Linked DNA regions of Homo sapiens: region 1 is linked to region 2. Evidence: chromatin loops called from intact Hi-C (ENCODE). Cell type or tissue: Calu3. All regions are shown on one strand. Links, peaks and the distances in the headings refer to the core of each region. The heading gives the core; the rest is flanking DNA. Region 1 overlaps USP26 (ubiquitin specific peptidase 26). Region 2 holds the start of TFDP3 (transcription factor Dp family member 3).

Region 1 (9,345 bases), core at 839-8,838, 170 kb before region 2:
TTCACTCCAGGCCCTGTTCACCTGGGTATCACCAGTGGAGGTTGCAGAACAGCAAAGATTGCTGCCTGCTCCTTCCTCTGGAAGCTTCATCCCAGAGGTGCACCAGCCTGATGCCAGCTGGAATTCTCCTGTATGAGGTGTCTGTCAACCCCTGTTGGGAAGTCTCTCCCAGTCAGGAGTCATGGAAGACAGGGACCCACTTAAGGAGGCAGTCTGTCCCTTAGCAGAGCTGGTGTGCTGTGCTGGGAGAATCCCCTTTGTCAGGATCCACTGCTCTCTTCAGAGCCGGCAGGCAGGAAGGATTAAGTTTGCTGAAGCTGTGCCCACAGCCACCCTTCCTCCTACGTGCTCTGTCCTAGGGAGATGAGAGTTTTATCTATAAGCCTCCGACTGGGGCTGCTTCCTTTCCTCCAAAGGTGCCCTGCCCAGTGAGGAGGAATCTAGAGAGGCAGTCTGGCCATAGCCATTTTGCCACACTGTGGTGAATTCTGCCCAGTCCAAATCTTCCAGTCTCCTTAGCATTGTCAGGGTAAAACCGCCTACTAAAGCCTCAGTAATTGTGGATGCTCCTCCCCACATCAAGCCCGATCACCCCAGGTTGACTTCAGACTGCTGTGCTGGCAGTGAGAATTTCAAGCCAGTGGTTCTTAGCTTGCTGGGCTCCATGGGACCGGGACCCACTGAGTGAGACCACTTGGCTCCCTGACTTCAGCCCCCTTTCCAAGGGAGTGAATAGTTCTGTCTCGCTGGGGTTCCAGGCACTGCTGGGGTATGAAATAAAAACTCCTGCAGCTAGCTCAGTGTCTGCCCAAACAGCCACCCAGTTTGTGCTTGAGACCCAGGGCCCTGGTGGTGTAGACATATGAGGGAATCTCTTGATCTGCAGATTCCAAAAACCATGGGAAAAGCATAGTACCCAGGCCAGATAGCACAGTCCCTCCCGCCTTCCCTTGGCTGAGGGAGGGAGGTTCCCTAGCTCCTTGTATTTCCTGGGTGAAGTAATGCCCCACCCTGCTTCTGCTCACTCTCTGTGGGTTGCACCCACTGCCTAACCAGTCCCTGTGAGATGAACTGGGCACCTCAGTTGGAAATGCAGAAATCACCTGCCTTCTGCATTGGTCTCGCTGGGAGCTGCAGACTGGCACTGTTTCTATTCAGCCATCTTGGCCCCTCCTCCAAGGAGCTCAATATTTATTTAAGTTTGTCAACAACAACAGAAAACCAAACTGCCACTTTTTTGGCAAGCAAGGAGTGCTTCCACCTATTGAGGACACAGTATTAATTGTATTTATGTGTACAGTATCAGTGCCTGTCACTGCTAGGAATCCTTATTCTCTAAGCATGTGAATGGCTAGACACTATACTCAAAAAGTAAGAGGGAAGACCTGGAACCAATTTTGACAGTAAAGCAACATGAAGCCTTAAAAAACACACAGTCTAGACTTGAGTTAGGAAAGGAAAAAAAAAAGGCCTTTGTTTAATTCCCTCAAATATCTGGAGTGCTGACAGGAATCCAGGAAAGGTACGAAGTATTTCTGGGCAGAGTTAGTTTGGTGTCAATAAACTGATTCAGACAATAAGTGCTTAAGCATTCAGAGAAGGAACTGGTGGAGGTGGTTTAAGCTATCAGAAAGTAGTCAAATTGAAGGGGGGACCAGAAAAAGGATGAGAATTTTGAGAAGGTACTGGATTGGGAACACCTTAAGCACTGTGCTGTACAGGGATTCACTTGCTTTAAAATTTCATTAGGTAAAAAGAAAGGTGAGATTGTAGGAAGTTTTAGAAGCCTACTGTAGGCCAATGATAACTGAGCTACCAGTGCTAAAAGATTTCCTGGGCTACTGAAGCCCCCAGACACACAGGTCCTTTTCCCTCACACTGTTTGTGTAATCTTACTTAGTTTGGACTTTCTGTCCAGAGTAACCCTCAACTTTACTCATATCTGACATCCCATTACAACGTTCTTTGCTCAGCAGAACTTCCAGCCCTGATCCTGCTATACTGTGCTCTCTTGTCCTTACTGGTAAACCTATTTCTAACCCTTCACTGACATCTTTGCTTGCAAGTCCTGACACTTGACTAAGGAGCGCTGCCATAGCAGACAGGCGGGGCTGGGGCTTGTCCCATATCAAGTGCTTCCTGCTGGGAGCAGTGGCTCATGCCTGTAATCTCAACACTTTGGGAGGCCAAGATGGGAGAATCACTTGAGCCCAGGAGTTTGAGACTAACCTGGGCAACATAGCAAGACTCCATCTCTACGAAAAATAGAAAAAAAATAGCCAGGTGTGGTGGCATGTTCCTGTAGTCCTAGCTACTCAGGAGGCTGAGGTGGGAGGATCAGTTCAGGAGGCCGAGGTGGCAGTGAGCCGTGATTGCACTCAAGCCTGGGCCTGTGTTACAAAAAACAAAAAACAAAACAAAACAAAAAACTTCCAAAGCCATTGCAAACAAAGATTATTGCTCCATTAAAAAAAAAATAGCTCAAAAAGAAGTAAGTCCACAAGTGAGCAGATGGTTAAGTATGCATCAGTTTTGTCTTTCAATTTCTGTCAAAAAGCTCAGGCACTTGACCTTTGAAGGAAATCTGAGGGTAAACTGCACTATTTGTGCCCACCCACCCATCTACTACTCTCTTCACATTCTTCCTTGAAATAAATATGCTGGGAAGTCTGAATAAGGAAAACAAATCACAAGCTGACAGCTTATGATAATGAGAGGTGACAGCATGCTGGCAGCCCTCGCAGCCCTCGCTCACTCTTGGCGCCTCCTCAGCCTCAGCGCCCACTCTGGCCGCGCTTGAGGAGCCCTTCAGCCCACCGCTGCACTGTGGGAGCCCCTTCCTGGGATGGCCAAGGCCAGAGCCGGCTCCCTCAGCTTGCAGGGAGGTGTGGAGGCAGAGGCATGGGCGGGAACCGGGGCTGCACGCAGTGCTTGCGGGCCAGCTAGAGTTCCGGGTGGGCATGGGCTTGGCAGGCCCTGCACTCAGAGTGGCTGGCCGGCCCTGCCGGCCCCAGGCAGTGAGGGGCTTAGCACCTGGACCAGCAGCTGCGGAGGGTGCGCCAGGTCCCCCAGCAGTGCCGGCCCACTGGCGGTGCGCTCGATTTTTCACACGGCCTTAGCTGCCTCCCCGTGGGGCAGGCTCAGGACCTGCAGCCTGCCATGCCTGAGCCTCCCCTGCTCCCCACCGTGGGCTCCTGTGTGGCCCAAGCCTCCCCGACGAGCGTCACCCCCTGCTCCACAGTGCCTGGTCCCATCGACCACCCAAGGGCTGAGGAGTGCAAGCACAAGGTGCAGGACTGGCAGGCAGCTCCACCTGCAGCCCCAGTGTGGGATCCACTGAGTGAAGCCAGCTGGGCTCCTGAGTCTAGTGGGGACTTGGAGAACCTTTATGTCCAGCTAAGGGATTGTAAATACACCAATCAGCACTCTGTGTCTAGCTCAGGGTTTGTAAATGCACCAATCAGTGCTCTGTATCTAGCTAATCTGGTGGGGACTTGGAGAACCTTTTTGTCTAGCTACAGGATTGTGAATACACCAATCAGCACTCTGTGTCTAGCTCAAGGTTTGTAAATGCACCAATCTGTGCTCTGTGTCTAGCTGATCTGGTGGGGACTTAGAGAACCTTTTTGTCTAGCTAAGGGATTGTGAATACACCAATGAGCACTCTGTATCTAGCGCAAGGTTTGTAAATGCACCAATCAACACTCTGTGTCTAGCTCAGGGTTTGTAAATACACCAACCAGCACTCTGTATCTAGCTAATCTAGTGGGGACTTGGAGAACTTTTGTGTCTAGCTCAGGGATTGTAAACGCACCAATCAGCACCCTGTCAAAACGGACCAATCAGCTCTCTGTAAAACATACCAATCAGCTCTCTGTAAAATGGACCAATCAGCAGGATGTGGGTGGGGCCAGATAAGAGAATAAAAGCAGGCTGCCCGAGCCAGCAGTGGCAACCCACTGGAGTCCTCTTCCACACTGTGGAAACTTTGTTCTTTCACTCTTTGCAATAAATCTTGCTACTGCTCACTCTTTGGGTCCACACTGCCTTTATGAGCTGTAACATTCATCGCAAAGGTCTACACCTTCACTCCTGAAGCCATCAAGACCACGAACCCACCGGGAGGAACGAACAACTCCAGACGGGCCGCCTTATGAGCTGTAACACTCACCGTGAAGGTCTGCAGCTTCGCTCCTGAGCCAGCGAGACCACAAACCCACCAGAAGGAAGAAACTCCAAACACATCCGAACATCAGCAGGAACAAAATCCAGACACGCAGCCTTTAAGAACTGTAACACTCACCGCGAGCGTCCACGGCTTCATTCTTGAAGTCAGTGAGACCAAGAACCCACCAATTCCGGACACAATAATAAAAAACAGTTACTTCTTGCCATTGATTATTCCAACAATCATTGTTGGGTCAAGGTCATCCTGGGAACATCCATGACCACAGGTCCAATTCTGGAAAGGAAAAGGTATTGATCCAACTACGGAGTAGTGGGTAAGTTCATTTTTCAAAAAGCAGGAGTATGACAGAGGTCTCCCTGGAATGTTTTGGGGTGGTCCTACAAGGATTCCTTGGTACTTATCCTTCTATCAATGTCCTCATCCCCAAAAAGCCTTGCAGAGATACTATTGGGACACTAATGGAATAGATTCCACTGCTGTGGATCAATCAGGGGTTGTTTGGCCTCACACGACACAAGAGGGAGCTATAGCATTTTCATTTCCAAGGTAAAGAGGGCAGCAATTCTTCAATGCATCTTCAGCTTAGTTAAGGAGAACTGTAACATACACCTAGCAAGAGCTGTGAGGGTATTTTATATAGACGCTTGTTTGGAAAATGAACTTGAAAATGTATTAAATGCCACAGGTATTGGAATGAAAATCCCTCAGAATGGCTTAAAAATACCAATTTGTCTTATCTAAAGGATCAGTCTCCTGAGCAGATTTGTAAAGTTGCCTTAATTTGTCCATTGTTTTTAAAACTTGTCCTGAGATATCCTTAAGATTGGATTCCCAAAACCTAAATCATACCTCTAACCCCTAAAAAGGTGATTCTCATTCATCTCCCTACTTAGGTGGTCCCTGATTCTGCATACCAGATCTTCTTCCTCTTTGCTGCCATTTAAAAAGTGTGTGTGAGACGAGAGAGAGAGAGAGAGAGAGAGAAACAGAGAGACCCAAAAATAAAAGAAAATCAATGCTTGCACAGTTATTTGGAGCTTTGCAGCTCCTGCTTCCTGGAGTCTATAACCCACTGTTTGACAAAAACAGGGCTCTCAGCTCAGTCACCTTTGGAAAAAAAGGAACCCATAAAGCTCTGATGAGAGAATGAGCAGCTGCTGTGGATTTGCATACTTCAACATAATCCTAAGAGTCCAATAAACCACCTCATCCCTCTTCTTTCCCTGCTATTTTAGTGATTTTTATGTGATGCTAATGGAGGCCATCCTCAAAGTAAGGAATGCACAGAACCAAGAAAACTGCTCCATGTTGAGCTTCATTTATAAAAAGCAGAGCCAAGAAAACATGCTACTTAGCTACAGAAAGCGCCCAGCAGCCTTCAAAAATAAGAGTTTAAACCTCAACCAATGACTCTGCTTTCATTTTTCCTCCACAGGACTATGGCAAAATGAAAACCCTTACTTGCCCCGAATGAACCCATAAAGAAGAAAGGAAGCCGTGACCAGCCAAGCAGTAGTAGCCTTTAGCCTGAAACAGCAGGCTACCATCCAAACTCTACAAACTTATGTCCAGTGATCAGGGCCTAGCTCAAATGCTATCTTCTCCATGAATGTGTCCACCATTCTCCAAACCTAATAGTATGTCTATTCCCTCAATTCTTGGCCTTTGCCTCTGTGAATTTTAAAATACCTGAAGTACTTGGAGAGCAGCAGGGCATATATATTTCTTCTAGTACATAGGTTCCAAGAAGCAAACCATCTACCCCAACACAGTTTAGTTTCTTCATTAACATGAGTCTACTGTTGCACTGTATTCATCAACATTGCTTTACTATTCCACAAGACTCTTGCCCAGGAAGATATAAATTGCAAATAGCTTTGCTGCTCATTCCAGCAACTCTTCAATAGAATGTGCAATGGACTGAACGTTTATCCCCACCTTCCCCCCATATTCAGATGTTGAAATCCTAACTCCAAAGTGATGGTAGAAGGAGGTGTGGTTTGGGGGAGGTGATTAGGTCATGAGGGCAGAGGCCTTATGACTGGAATTAGTGCCCTTATTAAAGAGATCACAGAGAACTACTTAGCCCTTTTCACCATGGTGATGACACAGCAAGAAGACCCCATCTATGAACCAAGAAGAGTGCCCTTACTAGACACCAAATCTGCTGGCACCTTAACCTCAAACTTCCCAGTCTCCAGAACTGTGAGAAATAAATTTTCATTGTTTACAAGCCACCCAGTTTGTGATATTTTGTTATAGCAGACCAAACAGACCAAGACAAAAAGCATGAACCTTGTACCCTGAGACTTTTTGAATTTCTTCCCTCCCAATCTGTTTTTCCACGCTCACCAATTTTAAACCATTACATCATAATCTTTACCTAATTTTAATCAATTCCCCCCTCTCACTAAGCCAGACTTTAAAGTCTCAATATCCTGGCATTGCCTTTCCCTTCCTAAAATGCTATCAGATTTTGTCAAGGTAGAGTTACCCCCTACAGTGCTAAACCCTAAACTCAGGTAGCTTTACCTTGGCAACAGGTTATTCTGGTGATATTTTGAAGAGCCAGTATTTGACATGCCCAAACAATAACTGTTAATTATAAAGTAATTAATTCATGGGGCTAAATGACAGGATTGGTTTGGATATGACATGCATAGTATAATTACAGAGTTCTTATTTGGGGTTTGACTTTGGAGCCATTGAAGGGGATTTGGCTTTGATTGTTTGTATATCCCTATTTTCATAATTATTCCTTCGTGGATTTTACTTTTTCATGCCTTTGACTGAACACATGAGAGCACATGTGACAGAACCTTCATACCCTGGAGCAGGTGCTATTTTAAAGCCAACAACATAGTGGAACAGTTGCATTTTTTTTTTTTTTTTGAGACAGAGTCTGGCTCTGTCGCCCAGGCTGGAGTGCAGTGGCACAATCTCGGCTCACTGCAAGCTCCGCCTCCCGGGTTCACTCCATTCTTCTGCCTCAGCCTCCGGAGTAGCTGGGACTACAGGCGCCCGCCACCACGCCCGGCTAATTTTTTGTATTTTTAGTAAAGACGGGGTTTCACCGTGTTAGCCAGGATGGTCTCGATCTCCTGACCTCATGATCTGCCCGCCTTGGCCTCCCAAAGTGCTTGGATTACAGGCGTGAGCCACTGCGCCTGGCCCAGTTGCATTCTTTAAAGTCCACTTGTTTTTGCTCCACTAAGCACAACTCCCTTGGAATTTGGTGAGCCACCTATGCTTACTTCTCTGAGGAGCTGCTGGACATGTCACTCACCATATAGGTAAAGAGACAAATGGAGAGAAAAGATTCATGAGAGCAGGTTGATCAATAATACATTGATTTACTCAGTGCCTCCTGATGAGAGTCAGAATTCATGAGAATTTCCTTTGGAACTTGCAATTTTCTCACTGAAAGAGACAATGAGTTGTACTGGGCATTTTCTACTGCGGTTGTTTTCAGCAATTTCTAGTGTACTTTTTCATGTGTGTGGAGGGGTTACACATTTAATGACTTCTAAATACTAAGCCAGGGATATTTCCCACTGAATCATGAAACTTGGGTCACAAAAAAAACTTGTTCATGCTCCTCATTTACAAATGAGAAAAATAAGCCTATGGGTAAATTACTTGTTCAAGGGCACAAAGCTAATTCCCTCATATTCTTTCAATATCAGTACATAGACTGTCAAATACACATCCTCATAGCTAGGGACTGAACTCAGATCAGATTCTCCACTGATTACCTGTGCTGTATTTTCCTAAAAAACACAATTTCCATTTGTGTCTTCTGGATATGTGAAAACAAAGCACATCTCTAGAAGAAACCAAGATCTTCTCAACCTATAGATGCTTATCCTAGTTATTTACTTCCTTGCTGAGTGCTTGAAAAACATGCACAGACACATACACAGAGACTGAATGGACCAGGGAAATGAGTTAGGTGAAAGGTTAAATTTCTTTGTATGAAAAAAATGAGACCAATGCTCAAGAATATTGGACATGTTCTAACTAATGCACTAGAGTGGGTGGTCGCTAAGTATTTGGTTTTCATTGCTAAGGTTTTATTCCTTATACAAAGGGAGTTAGAAATGAAGGCCAGGTATGAGAGGATGATGTTTACTCCTCTGAAATACTTTCACCTCTAGCTATAGCCACAAGGTGATTAATGATGTCTACTTCAGGCAGCACAGGCAAACCAGATAAATTTTTGTTAAGAAATCAAGAATACCAGCAATAAACCAGATTATGTGTGCATATACTTTTAGATAAATAAGAAAGCAGTTTAACATTTCCCATTTACTATTTGTAAAATAGCCCACTTAAATAAATGACCAAAGAAAGAAGGAATTCAAATACATAGAGCACTCTTATCTCTGACTTCTAATATTCCTTTTATTCTAACTAACGTCTTTTGTCCCCCTCACCATCACCCAAGGTTATTTGCACACTTTAAACCAGGTGTTTCCATTTATAGCTTGATATTGCATAGAATCTAGGTGATAACGGCCTTTCTGCTTTTTATTACTCTTACATACAACTTTGCTTCTGCACTTCTCCCACTCTAGCCCTTCTCTATGCTGAGGATCTAAAAAGCTTTCTGAAGGGTGAGCAACACTTTGAGCCTCCAGCTATTCCACCTTCTGTCTTTTAAAACACTCAATTTTACCATCTGGTTTCTTAAAGAGGCAATGCATTTTAACCACCATAAAAATGAAAACATAGAATTAAGGCTAAAACAGATTGCTTCATCATCACCACAATTTTTAACTAGTCTCAAATGACCTATTTGTGACCACTCAGGTCCTCATTATATTGTAATGTTAAGCAGTTTAATGAGTGAAAACACCACAAATTGCTCATATACTTTTAGCTAATCATATTCACTAGAGGATAGAATAAACTATAAAGGTATAATTTTTTTTTAAAAAAAGAAGCAATAATATTAAGCAGGAGGACAGAAATGTTTAAGAAGCCATGTTATCTACTTAAAAGAATGTTGATCAAACATCAGAAGACCACGTGCTTAGTGTCTGCTCTGCTGCTAGCAAGCTCTGAGAACTGTAAATTAACTATGTTCCTTCACTGACCCTATTTTATCTACTACAGCACTGTGCAACAGAACACTTCACAGTGACAGAAAAGTA
Region 2 (9,345 bases), core at 502-8,501:
CTGGGTGCTCACACTCTTCTGGTGGGAAATAAGATGGTGGCTGTCATATTGAGACTGACAGGGAACTAGCAGGACCAGAAAGCAGCTAAGATTATGGTAAAACTAGACCTGCCTCTGGGACTACAAGTAAATTATAGCAGGATCAGGAAAATATCTGCTATGGAAGCCTGTTTTGAGTGTTGCATGTATTCTCTGTAAAGCATTTCCTTGGTGTTTTCTCCTTAATTTAAATTTAAAAATATATTTTTTAAGAAAATCAGGCCAGGCCGGTTGAGGTGGCTCACAGCTGTAATCCCGGCACTTTGGGAAGCTGAGGTGGGCAGATCACTTGAGGTCAGGAGTTCGAGACAAGCCTGGCCAACATGGCAAAGCCCCATCTCTACTAAAAAATACAAAAATTAGCTGGGCATGGTGGCAAACACCTGTAATCCCAGCTACTCAGAAGGCTGAGGCAGGAGAATTGCTTGAACACAGGAGGCGGAGGTTGCAGTGAGCTGAGATCCTGCCACTGCACTCCAGACTGGGAGACAGAGCGAGATTCCGTCTCAAAAAAAAAAAAAAAAAAGAAAAGAAAAGAAAAGAAAAGAAAAAGAAAATCAAGCCGGGCACAGTGACTCACACCTGTAATCCAAGCACTTTGGGAGGCTGAGGCAGGCAGGTCACTTAAGGTCAGGAGTTTGAGATAAGCCTGGTCAACATGGTAAAACCCCATCTCTATTCAAAAATACATGCACACACACAAATTAGCCAGGAGTGGTAGTGCGCATCTGTAATCCAAGCACTTCAGGAGGCTGAGGTGGGTAGATTACTTGAGGTCAGGAGTTCAAGACCAGCCTGGCCAACATTGTGAAAACCCTGTCTCTACTAAAAACACAAACAATAGCTTGGTGTGGTGGTGCATACCTGTAATCCCAGCTACTCAGGAGGCTGAGGTACAAGAATCACTTGAACCTGGGAGGCTAAGTTGCAGTGAGCCGAGATCGCGCCACTGCACTCCAGCCTGGGTGACAAGAGTGAGGCGGGAGAGATGGGAGAGGGAAGACAGGGAGAGGGGAAGAGGGGGAGGCGGGGAGAGGGGGAGAGGGGAAGAGGGGGGGGAGGGGGGGAAGGAGAGAGGGGCAGAGGGACAGCCAGTTTCAGCTGTCTCTGAAGGAATCCCCCTAAAATGTGCTCTGTTGGCCAGGTGTGGTGGCTCACACTTTGAGAGGCCCAGCACTTTGAGAGGCCGAGGCAGAAGGATCGCTTGAGCCTGGGCAACATAAATCTGTACAAAATAAAAAAAAAAAAGCTGGGAGTGATGGTGTGTCCCTGCAGTCCCAGCTACTCTGGAGGCTAGGCGGGAGGATTGCTGGAGCCCAGGAGGTCGAGGCTGCAGTGAGCTATGATTGTGCCACTGCACCCCTGCCTGAATGACAGAGCAAAACCCCATCTCAATAAAAAAGGTGGGGCTCTGTCCACACTAGGGCCAGACCATTAAAGAGGAAACACGCGGGGAATCCTAATGATCACAGTAGTAATGACTGAAGTGAGAGACGCTCAAGGGAAAGAACCCAAAGGGCCTGAGTCACCCCACTGGAGCAGCCCTCCTTTGCTTTCTGGCAGATCTGCTTTCCATTTGTTCTGCTTGCCTGCAACCCTGGAGAGCTCTGTGCTTTGTTTTAATAAAATCTCCCCACTCTCTTCCAGTGCCTTCCTGCCTTCTCTAACTACAAAGTTCTTTAAGAAGCCAAGGGAGGCGTTACCTTCTTGTATGCAGTCAGACTTCCACAGGTAAGCCAATCTCTCTCTCTCTCTCTCTCTCTGTGCAATCTCCATTTATGAACATGGGTATATTTCTTTTAAAGAAATATTCTTTGCCTTCAAATATTTTTTTCCTACTAATCAAATCATTTCAGCCTTGTCCCCAATTGAAGTTCTCTCTTCCTGCCCACCAACCCCCCTGAACATGTTCCCAGGCCTTGCCACCATGTAAACCCGTAATCTTTTATACCACTATCCATATTGGTTTATAAAACAGAGGTATGCAACACATTGGAAAGAAAAAATGGCACCTGTCAAATACCAAACCCTATGAAATGCCTGTGCAATTTCACTTTTCACCTAGTAAATATCCAATTATTTTCCAGAATAGCTCTTTCCAGAATTCAAATCTGTTTCCATTAATATTAAAAGTTTAGAGGTCTGGGAGAACAGGAAGTGGCTGATTAAAAGCAGGTGGGGTTCATTATCTGGTTAATCACAATCCAGTATTTCCCACCTCCATTTGCCTCTCCCCCTCCCCCAAAACCATGTTCTGCCTCAGCAAAGGTCACACTCAAATTCTGCAAATAAAAACTTATCCTATAACATTTCAAGAGTGGAGCTGGGTTTTGGAGGGCTTGAGACCAGAATCATTATAAAAGAAATTTATTTCATACCATTTTCGCCAGGAAAGCAAATATCTTCCAAAGCATTGACTATCATTCTATCGCACAGAAAGGATGCCGATTGTGCTTCTTAGAGTCAGGCTCTGCTTGAATGTTAGTAATAGAATATTTAGAGTTGGAAGTGTCTCCTGGAGATTCCCTGCCCATTTATTAGATGGGGAAACTGAGACTGAGAGAAGAGAAGGGATTTGCTGAAATTGTACCTCCAGTTAGTGGCGGAGCTCAGACAAGGACACGTCAGTCCTAGGCATTGCTGGTGTGTGGGAAAAACGCCAAAAGGGCCTGACTGGAATGAACTGCAGTCATTTCTCTGTCTACTACATCTCCATGGGCCACATGTTCATGGCTCAGCTTTTACTTGCTCCCCTGAGAATTGACTCAAAGGCAAAGCCAAAATGGATATTTTAATGCAAAGCACATTAGGAGGCCAGAAGGCAAAAGGAGGTACTGTCTGGGGCTGCTGGCTGCACTTGGCTGGGAAGGCTTTGCTCCAGACCTTAGGAGACTGTTCATTCGGATGTTCTAGGTGCCAGCGCCAAGGGGAAGGCAGGGCAAAGGCTGAACACTGGCTATGGCAGTGCCCACCCCTTCATGGAGTCCACATCTGACAAGCAGTGCAGGTGGAGCTATGTGACATGTCCCTTGGAGGTGAGGAGCAGCCCTCTCAGTGATCCAACGTTCCTCAGAAATTTTTAGGAGCTGAAAGCCTTCCAAAGTGGGGCAACTATGTTAAGGCTTGATGGGGGGAAAAAAAGGCACGTGTTTTGCAGCATGGTTTGGAAAAGTATTCAGACAGGACACAAGGGAACCGATCCCCCAAAAAACAGGGACCAGCCAGTGCCATCACTATACACAGGTGACCTTGGTAGTGTCTTCTCTACTCCCAAGACTACTCGAAACCATGTCTTAGATGTCTTGTATGTTGCTGGTGGGAGTTTCACAGCTTCTGTGGAAACCTGCCTGGTGGTTCCTCAAAAGGCTTAATATAGTGTTACCATATGACCCAGTAATTCCACTCCCAGATACACACATACTCAAGAGAATTGAAAGCAGAGACTTGAACAGATATTTGCATACTAATGTTCACTGCACTGTTACTCGCAATAGCCGAAAGGCAGAAACAACCCAACTGGCCATCAAGAGATGACTGGATAAACAAAAAGTCTATCTATCCATACAATGGAATGTTACCCATAAAAAGGAATGAAGTACTGATCCATGCTACAAGATGGATGAACCTTGGAAACATTTTGCTAAGTAAAAGAAGTCAGTCATGACCACGTGTGGTGGCTCACACCTGTAATTTCAACACTTTTGGACGCTGAGGTAGGTGGATTGCTTGAGCCCAGGGGCTCGACACCAGCCTGGGCAACATGGTGAAACCCCAACTCTACAAAAAATACCAAAAAAAAAAAAATTAGCTAGGTGTGGAGTAGCTGTAGTCCCAGCTACTCGGGAGGCTAAGGTGGGAGGATTGATTGAGCCTGGAACGTTGAGGCTGCAGTGAGCCATGATCTTTCCACTGCACTGCAGGCCTGGGCAATAGAGACCTTATCTCAAAATAATAATCATAATAGCCATCCTAATGGGTGTGAAGTGGTATCTCATTGTAATTAACTACCTGCCCTCTCTTAATGGGTCTTACGGTCTTGCTTTCACAGTGATTATCCTAGTGTCTATTTTTTCTTGGAACTCTGGACAGGTCTGCATATGGTTGGAAAGATGACCCTTTGTGAAACTGTGCTTGAAGAAAGCAACAGCTCCCTCTGCTGTCCCCAGCCACACTTTTGGTACAACTTTCTCATATTAATGAGTCAAGATCTCCCTACCTAGGTTCTAACCCAGTTTCTTCTCACCATACCATGACACTGCTATAGGCTCCACTGCTGTTCTATCTCACCAATTTGAAAAAGGAAAACCTACTCATCTTGCTTCCAGTCAGCAAATGATTCCTGCATAGATAGATGTGCATTGATTGCCGGCTAGGAGCCTTCAGCCATCCTGTCTTAGTTCGTTTTCTGCTCCTATAACAGACTGGGTAATTTATAAAGAAAAATAGATTTATTTGGCTTATGGTTCTGGAGCCTGAGAAGTCCAAAGCCATGGTGCCAGCATATGCTTGGCACCTAGTGAAGACCTTCCTGCTGTGTCCTAACATGGCAGAATGGCAAGCAAGCATTCAAGACAGAGGAACAGGGTTGAAATTATCCTTCTATCAAGAGTCTATTCCTATTATAACAGCATTAATCCATTGATGAGGGCACAGCCCTTATGGCCTAATCACCTCTTAAAGGCCCTACCTCTTTTTTTTTAAGATTGATGGTGTTTATTGTTCTGAAAATAGAATTCTGCCGTTTGCTTGGGGCTCTGGACACTGCAAAACTGAACAAATGGAAAACTCAAGAGTCTTGCTATGCATCAGTGGGGGTGCCATCCAAATCCAAGGCAAATAAACGGCATTCGGTACTCACTGTGCACAAAAGGAGAGCATTTTATTTTCATGGATGTGGATGAAGTACAATTTCTTCAGTAAACTCAGGAAAAACTGTTAAGGGGCAACAATGAACTCTGCATTTAAAGAAAAATAGAAAATGAAAACACAAAATCCTAAAAAGTAAATAAAGATTCTGTGTCAGCACACTGGTATCAAAACACACATCAACAGCACGTCTTAATCATACGGGAAACAATCCTTGCTTATCAGAGGTGCATATCTAAATTCTATAGCTTACCAATATCTTCTTGGGAGTAGGCAAAAAAGAAACAGAAAACCTCACATTAAAAAAAAAAAAAAAGTTTCTTTTCCCTAAATGTTTTCCTGAAGCTGAATCTTAAGGCGAGAGGACGTCAGTCATCCTCGTCATTCTCACTGAGGTCGTCATCGTTGTTGTCCTCCTCCTCTTCCTCCTCGACTGCTGGGGTCTCCACCCTGGAGCCACTGTACTGAGATCCACCGGAGCTTGTGGCCAGCATCCCAATCGCAATGTTGGTCAGGTCACTGGCAGAAAGCCACGTGCCATTAGACCTGGAACCTGCCGTCGTGAACACACCTCCAAAAGTTCCCTGAGCCATTTCTGTCACGTACGGCTCCAGAGCCTTTGGGACCAAATTTCTGGCCATTTTAAGGTCTTCGGCAGAGCAGCTCCCGGACTCTAGCCCAAAAGTCATGCCCATCCACATCAGCACTTCTGTGTCATCGTGGATTTCAAAGGAGCTGTTAAACTTAAACAGATATTCTGATTTGTCGTCGGAGATGCTGCAGTTGATGACGGTCTTCTTGCTACTGCTGATGATGATGAAGGGCACGTGGATGACTGAGTTGGGCAGCGGCCGCTGGCTGACCTGCTCCTCCACATACTGGTTTCTCAGCACCAGGTTCTTGAAAGCAATTTGCTGTAGAATAAGTTGTTGAAGTTCAGACTGTTTCTGCTTTATTCTTTCAAGTCTCTTCTGTCTTTCCACCCGTAAGTTCTGACAGTTCTGAGCCGAGTTGGTGGTCAGACCAATCCACTTGATCTTCTTTTTCTCCCTGGAGATGATATTCATGGCCATCAGCACGTTTAAGGCATCGTAGGTGCGCCGTTTTATGTTTTTCACGTCATAAGCTGACTCGTTTGGTGAGGCGTGGTTGCTGGCAGCTCTGAACTTGGCGACCAGCTCGCCCACCACTTCCTGGCAGGAAGTGGTCCCTTTCCTCTGCACCGTCTCCCAGACCTTCATGGAAAGACGGCACAGGCCCATGCCATTCTTCTCTCCTTTCCTGTTGTGCTGCCCGGCCCAAGGAGGTGAGGAGTAGGAATGCTGGTTCTGAGAGGCAAAGTGAGTGCTGGGTGGGTTTGGGCTTCCTACCACAGGGATGTTTGATGCTGCTGGTCTCTGAGGCATACCAATTACCACTTGCTGGTCAATGTTGACACTGGACTGTCCAAAGGTTTTCGGCAAGAGCTGCTTCCCGAGCGGGTTCACGGTGGAGGTGTGAACGGCCACGGGGCGGCTGGTCTGGTTCTCGTCCATTAAGACCTTGAGTTCTTCGTTAGCTTCAGTGAGACTGACATATTTTGCCATGTTAACAGATTTGGGAAATAAATGCTATAAATGTTCACCTTTCCAGAGAAGAAAAACAATTCTTCCAGGCCGAGTGTAGGGCTGCCGTGAGGTGCGTGGCGTAACGTGCGTGGCGTAACGTGCGTGGCGTAACGTGCGTGGCGTAACGTGCGTGGCGTAACGTGCGTGGCGTAACGTGCGTGGCGTAACGTGCGTGGCATAATGTGTGTGGCGTGTGGTACGTGGTGTGTGGTACGTGGCGTGTGGTACGTGGTGTGCAGTACGTGGCGTGTGGTACCTGGCGTAACATGCGCCACGTGAGGTGCGCAGCAGCAGGGGGGCGGTCCGTGCAGTGCGCCTGCGTGCCTTTTCACGCCTTCAGCCTTTCCTCCTCTGGCCCTACCTCTTAATACTGTTACAATGGTAATTAAGTTTCCAACACATGAACTTTTGGAGGACACATTTAAACCATAGCACATCCTAAAGGGACTGATGAAAATCAGACGTGTAGGCCTCTGCAGGCCCGTCTATCATTTCTTCTCAGCCATTGTCTCACAAGAAGCTGGATCTGGGCTCTTGCAAGGATTATTTCTTCACCTGCTGGTCAAGAAGCTTATTGTGGAAGAATCCAGTTTTTGTCTCTCTACCCAAACAGCTACACTAAGCCTTCCTGAGTAGATAGAGATGGGAAAAAGGAGTTAACAATATACAGTATCATTTATTTGTTGGGCTGTGGTACAATCAATAGACTAAGTCCACAGCCTACACCTCACTTTGGAAGCTACACACATTGCCAATGAGAAAGAAATCTAAAGAGAGAACAAGACAAAGCCCAGCAGAAGCAGAGGCCTGTGGCAGTCTCTTTCTCCCACCGTTGGTCTCAACTCTGCCTTACTCACCAAAAGTCCTAATAACCATGCCACACAGGCTCTGTGTCTTCAGGCCTGCTTCTCTAGTCCACACCAACTTCCTCTAGCACCTCGACTCTGGAAATAATGCATGTGATTGCACACAAGCATACACCTCAGCCTCAGATACACAGAGGTGCTGTCTCACTCACCTCGGGCTGCCGTAACAAAACACCATAGACTGGGTGGCTGAAACAATAGACATTTATTTTCTCACAGTTCTGGAGGCTAGAAGTCCAAGATCAAGTTTCCAGCAGGGTTGGTTTCTGGTGAGGGCTCACTTCCTGGCTTTCAGATGTCTGCCTTCTCACTGTGTCCTCACATGGCAGCAGGGCTTGGAGAGATCTCTTTTGACAAGGACACATCCTATCCTATTTGGGACCCACCCTTATGACCTCATTTAACCTTAATTACCTCCTAAAGACCCTATCTCCAGATACAGTCAAATTGGGGGTTAGGGCATCAACATATGAGTTTTAGTGGGTAGGGGGACAAAATTCAGTCTATAGCATTTGCTAAACAGAACCAGAGCTGGACAGTAGTGAAAGAGTAGTGAAATTGGGGGTTAGGAGTTCAACATATGAATTTTATTGGGTAGGGGGACAAAATTCAGTCTATAGCATTTGCCTAACAGAACCAGAGCTGGACAGTAATAAAAGAGGTAAAACAGATATTATTCAGGAACTATGGCAATGGGGCAAAAAGACCTCAGGATAGAACTGGGCTCAATTCTTTTTTAAGGCAGAGTCTCACTCTGTCACCCAGGTTAGAGTGCAGTGGCACGATCTAGGCTCACTGCAACCTCCGCAATCTCCGCCTCCTGGGTTCAAGTGATTCTCCTGCCTCAGCCTCCTGAATAGCTGGGATTACAGGCTCCCGCCACCACGCCCGGCTGTGAGCCACTGCACCTGGTCTGGGCTCAATTCTAAATGCAGTAAATGCAAGAGGATTTATAGCCAAGGAGCAGAGCAAAGTGGTCAGTGGATGAAAAATTACTAAGAAGATACATCAAGGGTAGATGAATTCTTGTTAAACCAACTTAACAAGATTCTTGCTAAAGGTAGGCTGGGGTGATCAGATATCAAGGGTGGGGAAGAAGAGTGTGATCAGATATTGAAGGTGATTGGATATCAAGAGCAGGGGATTCTCACTAAAGTGACTTAAGCTAAACTCCTGCTAAAACTAGACTTAGCAAGGATGAGGTCAAAAAGAGGGCTTAGAAGAGCCTGTCTAAAGTTTAATTAAGGAGAGAGTTTTAACCCCTCTGGTTCGCCCCAAATTTATGTTTTCTCACATGCAAAATGCATTCATTCCATTCCAACAGTCCCCAAAGTCGTCACTCTTTCCAGCATCAACTCTTAAAGTCTGAAGTCCAAAGTCTCATCTAAATATCATGTAAATTATATATTGGTGAGACTAAGGTAAGATTCATCCAGAGACAAAATTCCTCTCTAGCTGTGAACCTATGAAACCAGACTAGTTATGTGCTTCTAAAATACAATGGTGCCAGAGGCATAGGATAGACATTCCCATTCCAAAAGAAAGAAATCAGAAGGAAGAAAGGGTAGTGAGTCCCAAGCAAGTCCAAAACCTAGCAAGGCGAATTCCATGAGATCTTAAGGCTCAATAATAATCCTCTTTGGTTAAACACTCTACCCACCACTTGGGTGGCAGTGTCACTTTCATGGCTCTGCTAGGGCCCTGCCCCTTCAGTTATCAGAGAGGGTCCAGCCCAAAGGATTGTCTATAAAGGCTGCCTTGCCCCTGAGGCACAGGGCGGGGTCACCCTGGCCCACTGAAACTGGAGAGGTGGTATCACCCTTTGAAACTGAGGTAGAAACAGCCTTGCCCCCTGGGCCTGTGGTAGAAGTGTCAGCCCTGATTATCTATAAATGCCTTCATGGTTATTCTTATTTTTCCTTGAATAACAGTGCAATTAGCAGCCAAATAGGTAAATGGTCTGCTCC

What was found. A loop is a pair of places that touch in the nucleus more often than their neighbours do. Peaks named below come from ENCODE experiments on the same cell type or tissue, not always from the same donor. Only the 100,000 strongest peaks of a DNase experiment are listed, where the experiment ranks them.
Region 1: it touches region 2 in a loop (13-fold over the local background); 7 of 110 quality-filtered maps call a loop at or near these places.

What each region holds. Positions count from the first base shown.
Region 1 is chrX:133,041,484-133,050,828 of GRCh38, forward strand. All of the region lies in intron 5 of USP26 (ubiquitin specific peptidase 26), which reads right to left. Among named protein-coding and RNA genes, the nearest start is that of USP26, 51 kb to the right of the region's middle. In Calu3, for the core only: a CTCF peak has its summit at 4,757 (motif pointing right); a DNase peak (open chromatin) is centred at 4,718.
Region 2 is chrX:133,211,769-133,221,113 of GRCh38, forward strand. It overlaps TFDP3 (transcription factor Dp family member 3), which reads right to left and starts at 6,586. Exons shown (of 1, transcript NM_016521.3): 1 at 4,894-6,586. The coding sequence starts at 6,491. The coding sequence ends at 5,274. In Calu3, for the core only: CTCF peaks have their summits at 4,206 (motif pointing left) and 4,413; a DNase peak (open chromatin) is centred at 4,193.